Regions from separate parts of the Homo sapiens genome. Here region 2 is linked to region 1. A link is a contact called in ENCODE Hi-C data. All regions are on one chromosome and are shown on one strand. The core of a region is the stretch at or near the end of the contact, and the rest is flanking DNA. Distances in the headings are between cores, read along the strand shown.

What was found. A loop is a pair of places that touch in the nucleus more often than their neighbours do. Pooled maps may share reads with other maps.
Region 2: a loop to region 1 is called in a pooled map, with 20 times the contacts of the local background. The contact joins the enhancer-like site here to the promoter of PDS5B in region 1. A Hi-C loop is called at or near these places in 2 of 50 pooled maps.

Annotation. Positions count from the first base shown.
Region 1 is chr13:32,584,622-32,588,358 of GRCh38, forward strand. It overlaps PDS5B (PDS5 cohesin associated factor B), which reads left to right and starts at 1,831. Exons shown (of 35, transcript NM_015032.4): 1 at 1,831-1,972. PDS5B-DT (PDS5B divergent transcript) reads right to left here and starts at 1,824. Exons shown (of 3, transcript XR_001749808.1): 1 at 1,756-1,824; 2 at 1,183-1,301; 3 at 397-948. RefSeq lists silencers at 1,516-1,885, 1,896-1,975, 2,396-2,645 and an enhancer at 2,876-2,935.
Region 2 is chr13:33,785,754-33,789,490 of GRCh38, forward strand. No RefSeq gene overlaps it. Among named protein-coding and RNA genes, the nearest start is that of RFC3, 31 kb to the right of the region's middle. Within about 2 kb of position 1,563, at least 5 of the 41 ENCODE cell types and tissues checked have a DNase peak (open chromatin) inside an H3K27ac peak, as active enhancers do.

The sequences.
Region 1 (3,737 bases), core at 581-3,080:
CTGAGGCTTCCAGGTGTCAAATAATGGGGATAAGAGCACTGAATAATTTATACAAAAACTCTTAGCCGGGCATGGTGGCTCACGCCTGTAATCCTAGCACTTTGGGAGGCTGAGGCAGGCAGATCACGAGGTCAGGAGATCGAGACCATCCTGGCCAACATGGTGAAACTCTGTCTCTACTAAGAATTACAAAAAATTAGCTGAGAGTGGTGGTGTGTGCCTGTAGTCCCAGCTGCTTGGGAGGCTGAGGCAGGGGAATTGCGTGAACTCAAGAGGGAGGTTGCAGCGAGCCAAGATCGCGCCACTGCACTCCAGCTTGGCGACAGATCAAGACTCCATCTCAAAAAAAAAAAAAAAAAAAAGAAAGAAAAAAGAAAAAAAAATTCTTGCTTTCATCCTGGCTTTCTTCTGAAACTTTCTGGCTTCCTGGCTTTGGAGGTTTGGGAATTGAAGAAAATAAAGTAAAAAACATAATAAAAACAACCAAAGAGGAAAGGTTTTTCTAGATCTAGACATCCTACTCTCCCATACAAGATTTATGTTGATGGAACAACGATGTAAAATAAGAAAATTCCTGAGATAATTTTAAAAAGAGGGCAGAAAAAACTCATAGTAGACTTCATCGAGGAATGTATAAAATGGGTAGAACCTGGAGTATTCAGTGGCAAAATCTTGGACACAGGAATACAGTAACACAACATATTGGTCTAGCAAGCACTGGAGGAGACTGAGGCGGAATTGTCCAGCGAATCCCACAAAAATGGAAATGAAGAGGTCTCAGTATCTCTAGGTGCCCGGGTCCGATGGAATACCGATGTACATACCTTTTCTAACACAGTAGCATTAGTTTATATATCAGCATTACCTCTCTTTTGTTTCAGTTGATAAGTATCCTACTGTAATCCATTCATTCACACTTTGCTTGTTCATTGTTGAAACAAATTCTCCCTGGAACAAAATTCTAGTAACCAAATACATCATATCAGGGGAAACTTCCTTACAGCAGGGATGGTATTAAAGTAAAAAGAGGAGGAAGTCCCTTCTTCAGCTCTGGCAGGGACCCGGCTGGGGAGGAAACCTTCCCGCAAGGTAGGTGATCTGCTGTGGTGACCAGGCTAAACCCACTCTACAGCTGCAGGAGGGACTGGCATCCCTTAGAGGTGAAGAGGGGAGGAGACCCACCTCCTGGAATGTGTCCCTGTGGTCTCCAGATGATTTCTTCCTCTAATAAGGACAATTCTGCCAAAGGAATGGAATGCTTCGTCACAGGCTCAATTACTCTGTCTCCGCCAGCCTACCACCTATAAACAATTCCTCAAATTAGGAAAGCGGGGAGATTTAATAAAGACATAACACGTAAAGTGTAGGAAAACTATTTGTATGGCATTCCGAGACGACTAGGTCAGAGTTAACAAGTAAGGAGCAAAGTAGTTAATAATACCAATTCTGTTTACCCATCACAACACCTGTGCTGAATGTCAGGGTTTAAAAAAATCTCCCAACCTTTATCTAAAAAGATAGGGCTACGTAACAATCGGTGTGGTTTTTGTCGGTAGAGGTCTAGGAAGCCGCAAGAGTAGTGGACGCCTTGACAGCTGCCCTTCTCGCGGGCCCCGCGGCGGCGTGCCCGTGTGGTTGCGTGCGCGCGGACGGGGCGGGGCTGAGGAGGGACGTGCGCGCGCGCGGACGGGGCGGGGTGGAGCTCGGAGGGCGGACGCGCTCGGGGCCGTCTGGTCGGCAGGGGGCGCTGCGCACCCATGCCGCGCTCTGCCTGCCCCCGGGTGCTGTCCGCGGCGGTTCGATTGGAGCAGCCGCCGAAGAGCGCTTGGCGCCATTTTGAAGCGGAGAGGAGGAGGAACGGCAGGGCTGGCTGCGGAAGGGGAGGGGGGGGGAGAAGGCGATTGGATGCGGCGGCGGCGGCGGATCCCGGAGAGCCCCGGAGTGAGCGGAGTAGCGAGTCGGCAACCCGGAGGTAGGAAACAATTCAGTTAACGGAAAGAAAATGTCTCTCTTCTCTGGCTGCGGCGCTCCATTTTTCAGCGGCCGCCACTGCCGCTGTGTGCGTGTGTGTGGCAGGGCTGAAGCGCCGCCCGCCTGGGTGCCAGGCGCGACTCGCCTCCCGGCATCGGGGGCTGCAGCGGGTGGCTGCCTGGCGGTGGCCCGGGGCGGGGGTCGCGGGGCGCGGGCCGGCTGCGCGGTGGGGGTGGGGAGGGCCCCGCGGCCGGCGCGCGCCTCCACGCCGCGGGTTCTGCCGCAGCCTCTGGAAAATTAAACTTGCCGCTCTGATCCCGGCCGGGGCGGCGGCGGCGGCGGGCGGTGACCTTGCGCGCGGGCGGGGGTCTCGGGGCCGCCCGGCCGCCCGCGCCCTCCCGCCGCCGCCGTCGCCGCCGCCGCGCCCCTCCCCCCGCGCCCCGGCCGGCCGGCGGCTGTTTCCCGGGCGGCAGGCGGGCGGCGCGGTGCTCCTGTTGAATCCTCCCGCGGGCGGGCTTCTCCCCCTTCCGGGCGAGGGGCGGGCGGGGACCGCGGGTCGGGGCCGCGGGCGCTCTCGCCCCCGCCGCCGGGTCCCCGCGCGCCGCCTGGCCTCCGCTTCGGGCCAGGGGACGGGCTGAGCGTGACATTTTTGCACTGTCCCTCGCCGCTCGCCGGAGGGAAATCGCGCTCACCGCGCCACCCCGAGTGGTCCCCGAGCAGCCAGTTGAGGAAGAGCCCAGCACTGGCGTGGAGGGACTCCTCCCAGGCCACAACTGGGTTCTAGCTTTCCTTTCAGAAGGAACGGCGGGGAAAATGGTGTGCAATTGTGACTCGTTATTGTTTTTACACTGTTATTTTAATGTTACTTTAAAAGTTTTCGGTCCGGAGAAAAACCTTGTTTGTTGTTGTTGCTGCTACTGCTGTTGGTTTTTGGTAGAGACGTGAAAGCTAACTCTTAAGTAGCTCGACAGTTATTTTGGACGAATGACTGAAACCAGAAACGCCGCCCCTCGCCTTCGGAGCTGCAGGCTGCTGCGTTCCTTGCCGCGGACGGGGCGAGCTCCGGGAAGGGTTGGTAGAGCAGCTACCCACCCACTCCACGCGCGTCTTCAACAGCCTCTCTCCCCCAGCGAGGGTTAACCCTTTTTTATGTCGAAGAAAGTGCTTCTCGTACTTTTAATAAGAGGTGATGGATGGGCAGTGGTGCCCAGACTGATCCTACCCTGTTGATGAAATAGTTTCGAAAACTTTGGGTATAGCCTTAATTTAGAGGGTTGGTCTGCGGTGTGGAGAGAGTTGGGTAATCCTATACTATCTTCCTAATGAACTTCAAAAACTCAAGTTGTGTTTACATACAGGAGGCGAGCTGTAAATAAATCGTAATTACCCAATGCTTGAACGGCAGTATAGTCATTGTTCTCAGTTAACACATCCCGAGTTCCCAGACAGAACGTTTTTTATATTAACTCATGTAGTGGTCAGGTAAAGTAATTAAAAGCCACAAATATGGACTTGAAAGACAGCTCTTCATGCAGTACACATGTCTGAGATGTTCGCATCTTTAGGGACAATAAAATGAGTATTCAATGGTGTATGCAGGTCAGTTCGTGCAACAATTAATCTTGTATCTCATGGTGATAGCAGAAAACCTAATTAAAATTTGTAGTGCTGAATATGTAGGTGAAAATTACATGGGAACTTTTATGTGAAGATAGATTTAGTCTCAGAAACTTAACTGTAAAAACACATCTTAAGAACATTATTCC
Region 2 (3,737 bases), core at 313-2,812, 1.2 Mb after region 1:
CAATGCCCAACTGTCATTGAATTTGTGTGTGGGGTGTGTGTGTGTGTGTGTGTGTGTGTGTGTGTGTTGTCAATATGGGAACTTTATCGTGGGTTTCAAGGTGGGAAATTGATTTTGTACATATAAAAGCATTTTAGCCTTTGATTAGTCTATAAATTTAATTCAATTCCTATCAAAATTCAGCAAGGTTTCTATAGACAAAAACAAGCTTATTTTAAAATGTCTATGGAAAGGCACAAATCCTAGAATAGGTAAGAAGATTTTGAAAAAGAAGAATCAAGTTGGAGGAATCATTGTACCTGATTTTAAGATTTACTATATAGCAGTTATCAAGACGGTATGGCATTGGCAGAGGGATAAATGCATAGATCAATGGGACAGAACAGAGAACCTAGAAATAAACCACACACATATGCTCAACCGATTTTAAAAAGCACTTTATGCCTCATATTAGCACAAAATCATATTTTTATTGATTTCAGCCTCTTTTGCCTCTGGGTTTTTGTTTGCAGTGCCATTTCCGCAAACTGTACATTTCTTGTCTCTTCAGAGAAACTTCACTGACTCTTCCAGCCTGAAGTAGTATCTTCTACTTCTAAGCTTAGGAAGAAGCATTTCATATTTTGGCTTCTCATTCAAGCCAGGGATCCATAATAGGAAATTAAGACATTTTAGCACTCACAATGAAAGCAAGAGACCATAGGAGAAGAAAAGCTAGGACTGCTGAGATTATTGTAGCCTGGTTTTCTCCACTGAGCTTCCAAACTTTTCTGAGAACGGTCAATAGAATGGGTTGTAAGCTCACCGAGGCAAGAGCGGTTTCTGTCTCATTCACTGCTACATGAGTTTGCCATGTGAATTGAGTGCCCATGCTGCCAGGCACTGAGCTACCTAGACACACACAATCTTTGAACCTCTGTATCCCTACTCTACCAGCTAGCAGAGAGGAGACCCTCAAATCCTACCCTCAAGAAGTATTTGTGGACAGATTGACTGAATGACTAGGCTGAGGTTGTAGAATCAGAGAAACAAAAACCACGTAGCCGGGTGTGGTAGCTCACGCCTGTAATCCCAGCACTTTGTGAGGTCGAGGTGGATTGATCACCTGAGGACCGGAGTTCGAGACAAACTTGGCCAACATAGTGAAACCCCGTCTCTACTAAAAATACAAAAATTAGCCGGGTGTGGTGGCGGGCGCCTGTAGTCCCAGCTACTCCGGAGGCTGAGGCAGGAGAATCGCTTGAACCCGGGAGGCAGAGGTTGCAGTGAATGGAGATCGCACCACTGCACTTCAGCCTGGGAGACAGAATAAGACCCGTCAAAAAAAAAAAAAAAAAAAAAAAAAAAAGAAGAAGAAGAAGAACCACATGATAGAAACTGAAACCGAAAGAGAACCCACGATAGAATATTCTTCTTCACCTCATATTTATCTAGAGTAGTCTTCCAAACCCAAAATTTATGTTTCAACTGACCTTCTATTTGATATAAAAAATGGGTCTCTGGCTACTAAACAGTTGCAGCCTGAGAGCTCAGGTCTCCAATACCATGGAGTATGAATAAAGCAGAGTGAACCCTCTTCTTTGTGATTTCCACGTGGCTTGACACGTACTAGTCCCCACTGAGTGAGGGTCACACCTTCACTAGTTGGGGCAAATATACAGTGCACTGCAGCTAATTCTAAAATGCACAAATTCCTAGAGAATGCCAAAAGTGAAAGTGTACTGCCTCAGGGTACAGCAGAGAAAATCACAAACATTTGCAGCATCACAGCACAGCACTAAGCCTGGCCGTCTGCCTGCAGCCCTCTGGTAATTGCATTCACCTCTGAAAAGGATGTGAGGGTTAATTTCTTTAGAAACATTTTTTTTTTTCGCAGATCTCCTTGGTTGTGTCAATGGTAATTTATGTAGCAAAAATTGTAAAAACATAAGTCATTGGTCAGCCATCATATAAAACTATACTTTGGGTTACCAATAAAGAGGTTGTGAATAAGCATGTTTCCAAAAACAATTCTTAAAATATTATTTTGGAGTCTATGTTTTGGTAGGATGGCCAGATAAAATACAGGATGTCTGGTTAAATCTGAATTTCAAATAATAAAAAATGTTTTACTGTAAGTATGTCCCTTTCAACATGTGGAACATACTTATACTAAAAGAGTATTTGTTGTTTTTCTGTTTTGAGAGCTGGAGGTAGAAAGGGGGAGGGCACAAGGGATCTTTTGGGGGCAACGAAAATATTCTAAATTTGGATTGTGGTGATTCTGTAACTGAAAATTTACCAAAAAAAAACTGAATTTTGCACTTCAAATGGGTGAACTGTATGATGTGTAAATTATACTTAAATGTAGCTTAGAAAATGCCCATGTTTTATTTTAGATGACCAAGGCTAATATATTTGTATTTGATGGAAAAGTTAAATATTTTTGGTAGTGTTGTTATCAGCAAATCAGGTGATTAAAAATGGAGGAATTTTTAAAATGTTACAGTACTGTATAAACACAACATAGTTTAATATTTCTCTTACTAATCCCAGCATGCATCTTTCATGATTGTATTTTGCTATTAAAATAATTCCATCTGTAATAAAATCTTGCCAGATGTGATTCTCTGCATTTTTGTCAATGGGACAACTGGACTGCAGATATTGAGTAGTTCAAGGTCACATCACGACAGGAATGGGACCATCCCACCAGAAGCTATCTGACCCCTAGCACAATGTTGTTCCAAAATACCATGTGCAATTAATGGAGAAAACAGTTATACTCATCCTTTTTCACCCATTAAAAAAATTTTGTACTATAATAAAAATGTGCAGATGGAAATAAAAGCACCAAGGTAAGATGATGTCAAAATGACTGCAGAAAGATCTTCTGTGATAGTCATCATGCCTTTCCTTCATTCAACAGTTATTTATTGCATGACCACATGTCACACACTGTGCCCCAAGATACAGTAATGACAAACATGAGAGACACTGTTTTTACAGATCTCCCAATGAGAGAAGAATTTCTAGAATTTTTTCTTTTTTGTCATTTGACCTATATTACTTCTTCTTGTTTCTACACAGCTATTCACTCACAAGATACGATAGAAGAGATTTAAAAAATTACCATAATAATTGACCTATTATCCTCTGAGTCTCATCATCTGATAAAGATTTATTCTCAATTATATAAAAATCATCAGTTATTGTTAAATAAGAAACTCAGTATATGTAGACTCCTCCAGTCTCTTGGATTTACATATATAGTTTTAATTGTACAATATTATTGTAAAAGTTAATATCCTTTCAATGTATCTGATTTAAAATTACCACAGAGCATTGTGGGATTAAAGGAGTACTGTGTCAAGAGAACACTGAATTTTATTCTATATAATTCAATGGAAGGAATCAGAAAACAGCAGCTCCCTGCAGGGCCCCAAATGGTTAATTAACATTATGTGAGTGACAGACTTGGGATCTCTGAGCTGATGTGGTATGAAGCTAAAAGATCTCCAGTAGCAACTGACAAAACAATCATTATAATTTGCCTCCATGAGACAAAGAAGAAATCAAACTCCTGAAGGAGCTGAAAATTTTCCCTAAGCAGACATTTACTATAATTATTATTTTTATTGCTACTCTTCATATTCCTAATAGTTAGTACTGTTACTATGGAATTTAAAATCAACTGGTGGCATTGATTGGCATGAAGATGAATGTTCCTAATAAAGAACATACACCAAAAGGAGGCT